2 separate regions of the Homo sapiens genome follow, and region 2 is linked to region 1. A link is a contact called in ENCODE Hi-C or POLR2A ChIA-PET data. All regions are on one chromosome and are shown on one strand. Each heading gives the region's core, a stretch centred on a gene start or an enhancer-like site at or near the end of the contact. The rest is flanking DNA. Distances are from core to core; before and after follow the strand shown.

Region 1 (4,926 bases), core at 535-3,034:
AGGCCTGAGACTTCATCTGCCTCTGGAGGTAGAGGAGGAACCAGGGGCTGGAGTGGGTATGCCCTGCCAGTCAGTTCAGCACTTGGGCTAGAAGGGAATGGGACTACTGACGGAGGGCCCGGGTTTCTGAATAATTTTCCCTGAAACAGGTGAAACATTTTTTTGTGGATGGGAGAACCTCTTAGGAGGCTATGGGGCCTGCCCACTGCTTTTGGGCTCCTGGGACAGGTGTGGTTGGGATTATGCTGGGAGGGCCTGCCTCCACGCCCACCCTGGGGGAGCAGCGAGAGGGTGAGGCAGGTGATCACACCTTTGGGTGCTGGGCTGTGGGTGTTTCACATTTTGGCCAAACTAGCTGTCCCATTTGGGTCCCATCTTTATTTGAGCACATCCTCCTTGTCCCCAGCCCACTCATACCTGGCTGGAGGCTGGAGAGCCTTTGGAGTGGCCTGTGGGCAGCTGGCTGGCTGTGAGATGGCACAGCTGGGACTCCGGGGCTGCCCTGCTTGGGAACTTGACTTTGGGGAGATAGTGCATCCTCTCTAGGCTGCACCAGGGGGCTGGCCGGCTCCATGCAGACCCTGGGCTAGTTCTGAGCTGCTCTCCACACCTGCCTCAGCGTCCTGAATGCTGTCCTCGGGACCCCGGGCCCATGTGACTCTGCTCTTCCCCACTGTTAGCTTCAGTGGAGCTGGGGTGGGGGCACTCTCTCCTCATGGCAGACAGCCCTCACCTTACTCCCTGCCCCTTCCACATGCTTCCTAAAGAGCCAGAATATGAGGAATGTCACCCAAAGGGAATACAAGACACGGGTCCTGACTTCCAGGAACTCAAGCGGAACTGTCCCCGCTCTTGCTCTCGGCAGCGTTGCTGAGCGGTGAGAGCACGGCTGGGTGCAGATGTTCCCACAGACAAGCTGCGGTGCTGTCTTCACTGCTGTCCCCACCGTTGCCATCTGGGGAGTTGTGGGGGTGGTGGCTGCATCCTCATGGAGAGGGGGTCCTAGTGGGTACAGGAGCCGGGTGGTCCAGGCAGGTTCTTACGGAATGTGGGACTTTAGACCCACTGTTGGCAGTTGAGGGCAGGGGGTATGTGTGATGGTGCTCAGCTCACAACAGTACCCCTAGGACTCACTCATTTTATGAGTTCCATAGAACCATGGTTGGCAGCCCCCCTGCCAGGTAATGGGACACCCAGGGGAGTAGGGCAGGGATGGCCCAGCCATAGCCTGGAGACGGAGGAGGGGCAGTATTCCCCTCCTGGTGTGGGGTGCCCAGGGTCCCTGGATCCAAGAGAGGTGTGCATGTTGGAATAGACATTCTTCCCCACCCCCCGCTCCCCATTCTGCCTTTAAATTTTTATTAGATTCTGAAAAGCCAGGCAAGGAGCCCACGCCCACTCTAGCGAGTAGCTGGAGGTAACCTTTCAGAAGCCATGGTGGCCCCTCCTCCAGTCCCAACCCAAGTCACTGGGCCTAGGGGCTGACCTGGGCTAGTCCTGGTGTCTGAGGCTGGATGGGACAGCTGGCTGGGCTTGGGGCAATCGTGTGCTTTGTGGTTAAGTGGCCTTCCGGCCATCTGGCTGCCTTTGCCAGAAGGCGGCCCAGCCTGGGCCCCAGCCCCGGCCTGAGAACGTGAGGCTGCTGGCGGGAAGTTTCCCTAGGCGGGGCCTGACACTTTCCTGGGCTGTGACTCAGACCCCGAATCCCTGAGTCACTCTCGCCGGCAGTGTCCTCCCGCAGTGAGCCAGCACAGCCCCTTCCCTGGGCGGGCTGGGCACCGGGCAGGGTCTGTGACTCACCTGCTGCCCGCAGTCCCTTCCCCAGCACTCTGTGGCCGTGTGATGGGGCCTGAGCACCACTGCCTGGTGGGTGTGAGTGCCTGGAGGATGCAGGGCCTGCCCTGGGGAAGGTGTGGGCTAGGAGTGGGACCAGGCACAGCCCAGCTGCCTGGCTGCCTCCTCCCTGGCCCTGCACCCTCCTCTAGGGTCCCCCTGACATTCCTAGAGGTGCCTGAGTGGCTGCCTCTGGTCTCCCTCTGGTGGGGACAGGTCCCAGGAGAGGGCTTTGTGGGAAGGACCATCCCTGGGAGGTGAAGTGAAGGCTGGTGGCTGAGGCTGCCAGGAGCTGGCCCTCAGAAATGGGGAGGGAGCACTCAGGGGCGGGGGCAATTGGGGGCAGCGACAGATGCTGCCCTGAGAGCCAGAAGGCAGTGGCAGGGCTGGCACCTAGCCTGAGGAGGTTCATTGTGGAAGTGGGCAGGGTCCCCACTTGGCTGGGTCTGGGGTCTGCCTCTGTGCATGTCCCGTGTCCAGCTCGCCAAGCCCCAGGCTTGCCCCTCTTGTTGTGCCCTACTCCACGCTCACTGCCCTCCCGGCCACGTGGGCCTCTCTTTGGCAACGGCTGCTCAGCCCTCCCTTTCCCAGATGTCCTCAGGGTCCTGGAGGGCTGCAGGGGGAGGTCGCCAGCATGGGTGTCCACATCCAGTTCAGCCTCTGTCTTGCCCGGAGCCCTGGTCCCAGCGCACTGGCCAAGAGGGGTGGGCAGGAGGTGGGAGGACTGGCCATGGGGCTGGGCTGGCTGGGACGCCCAACAGAGGGGAATGACCCGTGCTGCCCCCCAGGCCGAGGAGGAGCTCATCAAAGCCCAGAAGGTGTTTGAGGAGATGAATGTGGATCTGCAGGAGGAGCTGCCGTCCCTGTGGAACAGGTGAGGCCCAGCACGGTGCCCAGCCTGCGTGGGGCAGTGTCCAGTCTGCGTGCTGCGGTGCCCAGTCTGCGTGCTGTGGTGCCCAGCCTGCGTGCTGCGGTGTCCAGTCTGCGTGCTGCGGTGCCCAGCCTGTGTGCTGCAGTGTCCAGCCTGAGTGCTGCGGTGCCTGGGCCCTCTCTGGTTTGTGCCTCTGATGAGCGTGTGTGGTCGCTCGTGGGTGGGTATTTCTGAGTTGCTGTCCTGACCTGCCTGTTCACCTGGCCCCCATCCTTCCGCCCTTCTGTAGCCGCGTAGGTTTCTACGTCAACACGTTCCAGAGCATCGCGGGCCTGGAGGAAAACTTCCACAAGGAGATGAGCAAGGTAGGCCATGGGGACCCCTCTGAGGGGCCACACCCCACCCTGGCCGAGGGTCAGAGTCAGAGTCGTGGGAGGGGCAGCCTGAACTCCTCCTTCCCTGCCAGGTTCAGCACACACCGGTGACCACAGGGCTCCCTCCCGGCCCTGTGGAACAGCCCCCTTCAGGAGTGCCTGGGCCCAGGAGGGCAGCAGGGCATGCTGGGGAGGCTTTGAGAGTGTCCTGGGTCCTTGCCTGGGTAGACCACCTGAGAATGTAGACCAGGCCCTCTCAAACTGTGAATGTGTTCTCTAGCAACCTTGGCCCAGGGAGTGCAGTGTTAGACAATGGTGGCAGTTTCTCAATTTGTAGGAAAAAATTACTAGCATTTTCTCAATTTTAATTTTTCTCCCATGCTTTTGAGACATTTAAATAGGCCTGTTTCGTCTGCGTGAATCCACTGTGCGACAGGGTCTGGTCTGATTAGCGTACCTTTCTCTCTTGTGTTATTTTCATTTTAACCTATCTGGCAACTAAAACGCAAAGCTGTTGAACTTTGCAGTTGGAGAGACCCAGGGCTGGCACCCCCGCCCCCAGTGGTGGGTCTGACTTTGTCTCTTGGGCCCAGATGGATGAAGTGATGATGGTGGATTCCAGGCCCAGGGTCGGAGGAGGAAAAGCAGCTTGGGGCCTCCCCTGACTCACACTTCTAAGTACGGTTTCCTGCCTTTTAGACTTTCTCTTTCCTTCTTAACTTTTCCTTTTTCCCTTCGAAGATTGGAGACAACTTACGAAAAGTTTAAAAAATAGAGAAAGGTGTTTCAGAGAAGGAACATTTATATAAAATTAGTCTGTAAAAATATATGCCACAGAACATAGTTGTTTATAAATAGGATGAAGATTCGGCTCTGAGCTCCCTAGTGGCCAAATCAAAGAGAGGAATATTCTCAGTAATGAGAATCACCGTGTGTGAGGAATAAACCTCCGCTCGTGCCTGTGCTTTCAGTGAAATATCTGGCAGTTGTAGTGTGGTCTGAAAGCATCTTGGCAAAATGACCTTAACAATTAAGATTAATGGTCTGCCAAAACAAGTTTTAAGAGAAAAATGTAAAAACAGTGCAAGCTCTATGTGGCATTTTAGGATATCCCTATAAGTAGGAGGGGAAAAGATGGCTTCCAGAGACAGCAGGCATTAGTGATATAGCCCACTTGCCCCGTTTTGTTGCCCCCTTGGTTTTTCGGGGTTTGGTGTGCTAGTTCCTTGCTCTCACAGATGGGGAAAGAGGAGCTTGTTCCTGGCAGGGGCTGGGGGTGGTGGGGAGAAGCAGAGGTGTTTGGGGAAGGTGGGGCCGTTTGGTGGCCTTGGAGGCCCCCCACCTCCTCACTGTCTCTCCTGCAGCTCAACCAGAACCTCAATGATGTGCTGGTCGGCCTGGAGAAGCAACACGGGAGCAACACCTTCACGGTCAAGGCCCAGCCCAGGTGCGTGCGGGGAGAGCCCTGGCGCCCCTGACTGTGTGCACGGCAGGGGCAGGGCTCCTTCCTGTGACCCTGTTGGTGCCCTCCCTGGTCCCCCATGGGTTTGGCCTTGGGGGTCTAGGGACCTTCCTGTCTTGGCCTCTCTGTGCTCAGGGAGGCAGGTGAGGGCAGGTCTCTGTCTCGAATGTCCCTGCCCCTCTGGCTGTGTTCGTCGAGGAAGGAGCACTCTGGGGAGTCCGCGGGTCCCTGAGCCGGCTGACCCCCTCATTGTGGAGCACGAGCATCCAGGGTTGGGGTGGGCAGCCTGCTCAGCTTTGGGGACTGGGGGGTGTGAACAGGACTGAAAGACTCCGGGGTGTGCAGTCCTCTCAGAGCAGGGAGATAGCACCGCCCTTCCCTCTCCT
Region 2 (4,820 bases), core at 1,122-3,621, 640 kb before region 1:
GGGATTACAGGTGTGAGCCACCAGCTGAGAAATGTTGAATTTTTAAGTTTTTATTTAAGAAATAAACATTGTAAAACATCATTATAAAACCCCCAACTATTGCAAGTTCTAGAGAAATTTAAAACTAGAACAGAAATTTAGGGGACTAGAAAGAGCAGCCAATGGCACAAGTCTTTACAATTAATTAAAAAAATAAATCATTCTGAAGATACTGCATTTGCTCTCTCACAAGCAGCCTCCTGAGGTAGGTAACCTTGTTTACTGATGGGGAACAAGGCAGTGTTCTTTACCAAATCTCAGGGCGGGTAGCCTGCAAGCCTACAGTGTGGATGTTGGCCACTTGTGTCACTTCTTGGGACGGGGCTTAGGGACCTGACTTACTTAGGAACATAAATTTTGGGGTTGGAGGAAGCAGCAGTGCTCTACTGCGGCACGACAGACACCCTGTTAAGGCAACACTGGGATCCAGCTCAGGAAAAGCATTACTTTCAAATTGTGCAAGCCAATGCACAGAAAAGTGGTCCTCAAACTTGGGGAACGTAGAATCACTTGGGGAGCTTTAAAAAGGTCCTGATGTCTGGGACCTACTTCCCAGGTTCTGACTGCATTGATCTGAGGTGTGGCTCTTCAAGTAACTGATGTGCAGTCAAGCGCGAGGACCACTGGCACACAATGTTTAAATTCTAAATATATTTTACTTCCTAGTGTATTGCTACTGACAAAACGTAGTTTTCTGGACTCATCAGAATGTTAGGCTCATACCTTCTGGCAATAAATTAAGGTAGTTAAAAGTAACTGCTGAACCTAAAATGAAGGCAGCAGCAATTAGATATAAAAAAATCTTAAGATCAGCCTGCAAATTGTAAACTAGTTTACAAAGCAGGCTATACAATGAGGAATAATTCGAGCTTGTAGAAATCCATGGTTTCCACCAGATACAGGTATTCCGGATCTAGAATTATCTTTCTATTTGCAGGATTTCCGAAGAGACCGTTAAGCATCTACGCGCCCCTTCCTGGATCCCATGCTTCTTGGGGCAGGAAATTTCTTTTGGTCCGTCGCTTTCGTCGTGAAATACACAACTAATTTTCCTTTCATGTTATAAGGCACCATATTTATGATTTTGTTAACTGAAGAAAAAACCCGAGATAAACCATCTTAAGTACTTTTAAAAGTCCAGTGGCTGAATTCGGTGTTTAATCTGATACCCTTCTGGATTCGCTGACACTGGAGAGAATAATTTCCAAGTCTTAGTATAGCCAAAACAAAAAACTACCGTCGCTAAGCTACATCTACCACTGGATTTTAAAATGACAAAACAGCCTGAGAAAAATCACAAGAGCAGCTAACTCGAAGAAAAATCCTTTTTCTTTACTCAGCCGAACCTAAGACCACAGTTACTTCGAAAGCAACTTCTAATAACCGTCTCACATCCTGTCACCAGTTCAATGACAAAATCTCAGTTTTCAGAGCGTGTGCCAAGTCCAGCACAAAAAGCTGACATCGAGGAGCTCCCAACGCTGCTGTCGCCTCCGCTGGCAGCAGCCGCTCCCGGATTAGACTCGCAGGCTGTTAGGGCAGGGCCTTCGCCACGGGCTTCCGCACAGCGGCGTGCAGTCCTCAGCTCGGCCGGCGCGGTCTCCGACGGCGCTGGCTCCGCGTACTTCCCCAGCGGCGAGGGCGCGAGGTCCTCACACGGGCAGCACCTTGGCGAGGCCGGCGCCGCGGCCCAGGCGACCCAGTGCGAGGCGCAGCGCGGTGCCGCCGCCCCAGGGCAGCAGCCCAACCAGCGCGGCCAGCAGCGCGGCCACCTGCGCGCCCGCGCCCAGCACCGTGAGCAGCGTGCTGCGAAGGCCCAGCGCGGCGAACAGCGTGGCGCCCAGCGCTGCCATGTAGAGCAGCGCGGGCCGGGACGGCGCTTCTTCGCAGCGCAGCAGGCGTCCGCACGCCGCGCCGCCCCGCAGCAGCGCGCTTCCCGCCAACGCCAGCGCCGAGCCCAGTGACCAGAGCAGCGCGAACTTGCGCGCGCGCAGCAGCAACACCGGTGCGTAGAGCGCGGCTAGGCCGAAACACAGTGCAGCCAGCAGCAGGCACCCGCCGCCCGCCGCCAGCCGCTGCCCGCGCGTCACGCTCGGGAGGCACGTCAGGCCGGCCGCTGCCGACTCCGCAGGGCTCCGCGCCCACGTCCAGCGCAAGCCCGCGCGGCCCAGCCACTCCTCCGCCGGCCGGTCCCCGGGCTCCTCCGCCTTCTCCGCGGCGAGCAGCGGCTCCGCGGCCGCCGGGCCGCCAGCTTTCCCCTGCGCCAGGTACTCCTGCAGCTGGCGGTGGAGGTCCGCCATCTTGGACAAGGCGGTGGCAGAAAGGAAAAGCTGCGGCTCACTTCCGGCCCTCCGCTGAAGCGGTTCGGTCTTCGGGCGGCAATTGGTCGGCGACGGCGAAAGGGGCAGGGCCTGCGGCGCTCGCGGAAGTGCCGCGGTGCCTGCTCTGCGGACTTTTGTGGTGTCCCCAAGTACCGTGGTCGCAGGTGCTGCCTGTCCGCTTGCAGTCGCCCTCCCAGCGCCTGACCCTCTTCCTTGTTCGGAGTAGGCGCCCTTGCGGTCTGGCTAAGTCCTGCCAGCATTAATAGTTGGAAGGCAGGGGTGGGTGTGGTTCTAAAGGGGCACAAGAAGTGACCCTTTTGCTGACGGAAATGTCTTATGGCCTCACTGCGTCTACCGTGGCGGTGATATTGTGCTAGTTTTGCAACATGGAGGAATGGGTAAAGGGTACACAGAATCTCTCTTGTTTCTTACAACTGAACACAAACAGTGATCTCAAAATAAAAATTTAATTTTTAAAAAAGTTCAGACCTGTGTAACTCAGGTGGGTTTTTTGGGGAAAGTTGCGTTCTGATTAGTTACCTCACTTGTAGTAATAGTGACCATCCTGATCATTTACCATGGGGTTGATAAAGGAAGGGTTGACACCCAGCACCCTCAACCTGCTTCTCTATTCTGTTCTCAGTTTCGGCCACAGGCCTGGCAACATCCTTGACTCCTTCGCGCCCCTTGTCCAAGACTCGGTGCTGCTGTCCCATGTGTTTGGTGTCACTCTCGTGCTCTGGACAGCGCCACGCCCAGGTGTCCTGACTCATCGTCACATCACTGTGACAAGCTGGCTCGCACGCAGGTCAATCCTGATCTGTTCCCAGGCCGCACCCACGTGCCCTGCTGTTTCTCAGAGCCTCCTAGAGGGTGTTTGCTTGTGGTTCCTCTCACAGGTCAGATTCCTCCAGATTCTTCCAGCTGCCTCCACAGCTCCCCTCACCACCTTGGCTTCCCCTGGGTGGCCCTGTGTCCTTTGTCCTCTGCCCTAGGTGGATGTAAGGTTAACGGCTTCCTGCTGTTTGGCTTCTCAGCCTTTCCATCCCCTGTGTGTAACTAATCTCCCCCATTAAGTTCCTTTTAATGCTTTCTGTTTTCTTGGTTGGATCCTGGCAGATGCAATTCTTTTTCAAAATATATTCTGATTTGTTATCTCACTTGATAATAATAGTGACCAGCCTGATCACTTAGCATGGGCTAAACCATTAGGATGGCTACAATCAAAACAAAAAAACAAAAACACACCAGAAAGTTACAAGTGCTGTCAAGGATGTGGAGAAACTAGAAGCCTTGTGCACCGTTGGTGGGAATGTAAAATGCTATATCCGCTGTGGAAAACAGTATGGAAGTTACTATAAAAAAAAAATATATATATATATATATACACACACACACACACAGACACATATAAACGTATATACACACATATTTGTATACAGTTATGTGTGTATGTGTGTATATAATTACAATCCAATCCAGCAGTTCCACTCTGGATATATACCCCAAAGAATTGAAAGCAGGGTCTCAGAGATTTGTATAACTCTTCACAGCAGAACTATTCATGTCAGTCAAGAGATGGAAGCAACCCAAGTGTCCACCAGCAGATCAATAAAATGTGATATATGCATACAACGGACTGTTACGCAGCCTTAAAAAGGAAGGAGATTCTGACACATGCTACGACATGGATGAACCTTGAGGACATTAGGCTGAGGGAAATAAGCCAGTCACAAAAAGGACCAATACTGCATGATTCCACTTCTGTGAGGTACTTAGAGTAGTCAAATACACAGAGCTAGAAAGTGGACTGGGTGCATAAATGCCCATCAGTGATGTTACCTAATCATTTATGCAGCTACCGTATAGAAAAGGCAGGAGTGTGCTGCTCATTTTATAGGTGAGGGAAGCTGAGAAATACCAAGAAGTGAGGTAACCTACTCAAGGTCACCTACAAAACTGACGATAGGGCAGCGTTAGGTTGTGATTCCTGGTTTCTAACCTTGTGGGCTTCCCATTGCAGAAAGAGGCCTTCACTGAGGGTCCCTCTGTGTGAGCCCTGGATGCGCTTTCTGCTGTGGTTTGGTTGCAGGGAGGGAAGGTCATTAACAAAACCCACTCTCCTCTAGCACTGCAGCAAAACTCATCCTAACAATCATCTTCACTTGCTTCCCTGTCTCCCTTGAAGCCCTTCAACCAGGCCTTCGTTCCACCGTGCCAGCAAAATTGTTCATTACAAAATCGCCAGACGCTGTCGGCTAGTGCGGTGAGTTTCGGCCCTCAGCCCCAGGACGGCACCGTGGGCTCCTCTCTTGACTGTTCCTCCTCCTGAGACCTCAGCGTTGTTGCGCCTGGGATATCCCCTCTTTTCTCTCTCGGCACCCTCTGGCCCAGCCCGTGTTGTTAAAACCCTCTGCGTGCAGAGCGTCCCCCACTTCTCCACCGGGCATCTAATAGACA

What was found. Hi-C counts contacts between places; a loop is a spot of excess contacts on that map. ChIA-PET counts read pairs that join two places held with the same protein, here RNA polymerase II (POLR2A). Pooled maps may share reads with other maps.
Region 2: a loop to region 1 is called in a pooled map, with 4 times the contacts of the local background. The contact joins the promoter of SFT2D3 here to the enhancer-like site in region 1. A Hi-C loop is called at or near these places in 1 of 168 maps with a recorded cell type or tissue (CD8-positive, alpha-beta T cell) and 8 of 50 pooled maps. POLR2A ChIA-PET finds 5 or more read pairs at or near these places in 1 of 52 experiments (AG04449).

The regions. Positions count from the first base shown.
Region 1 is chr2:127,061,714-127,066,639 of GRCh38, reverse strand. BIN1 (bridging integrator 1) reads left to right here. Exons shown (of 19, transcript NM_139343.3): 8 at 2,622-2,707; 9 at 2,994-3,069; 10 at 4,443-4,525. Among named protein-coding and RNA genes, the nearest start is that of BIN1, 43 kb to the left of the region's middle. RefSeq lists a silencer at 1,386-1,854 and enhancers at 1,573-1,867, 989-2,188, 1,717-2,542, 3,993-4,609. Within about 2 kb of position 1,784, at least 28 of the 41 ENCODE cell types and tissues checked have a DNase peak (open chromatin) inside an H3K27ac peak, as active enhancers do; they include CD8-positive, alpha-beta T cell, where a contact is called at or near this core.
Region 2 is chr2:127,699,048-127,703,867 of GRCh38, reverse strand. SFT2D3 (SFT2 domain containing 3) reads right to left here and starts at 2,371. Exons shown (of 1, transcript NM_032740.4): 1 at 1-2,371. The coding sequence starts at 2,339. The coding sequence ends at 1,692. It overlaps WDR33 (WD repeat domain 33), which reads left to right. Exons shown (of 22, transcript NM_018383.5): 22 at 1-2,841. RefSeq lists a silencer at 1,613-2,292 and enhancers at 2,612-3,133, 3,053-3,422, 3,134-3,655, 2,650-3,849.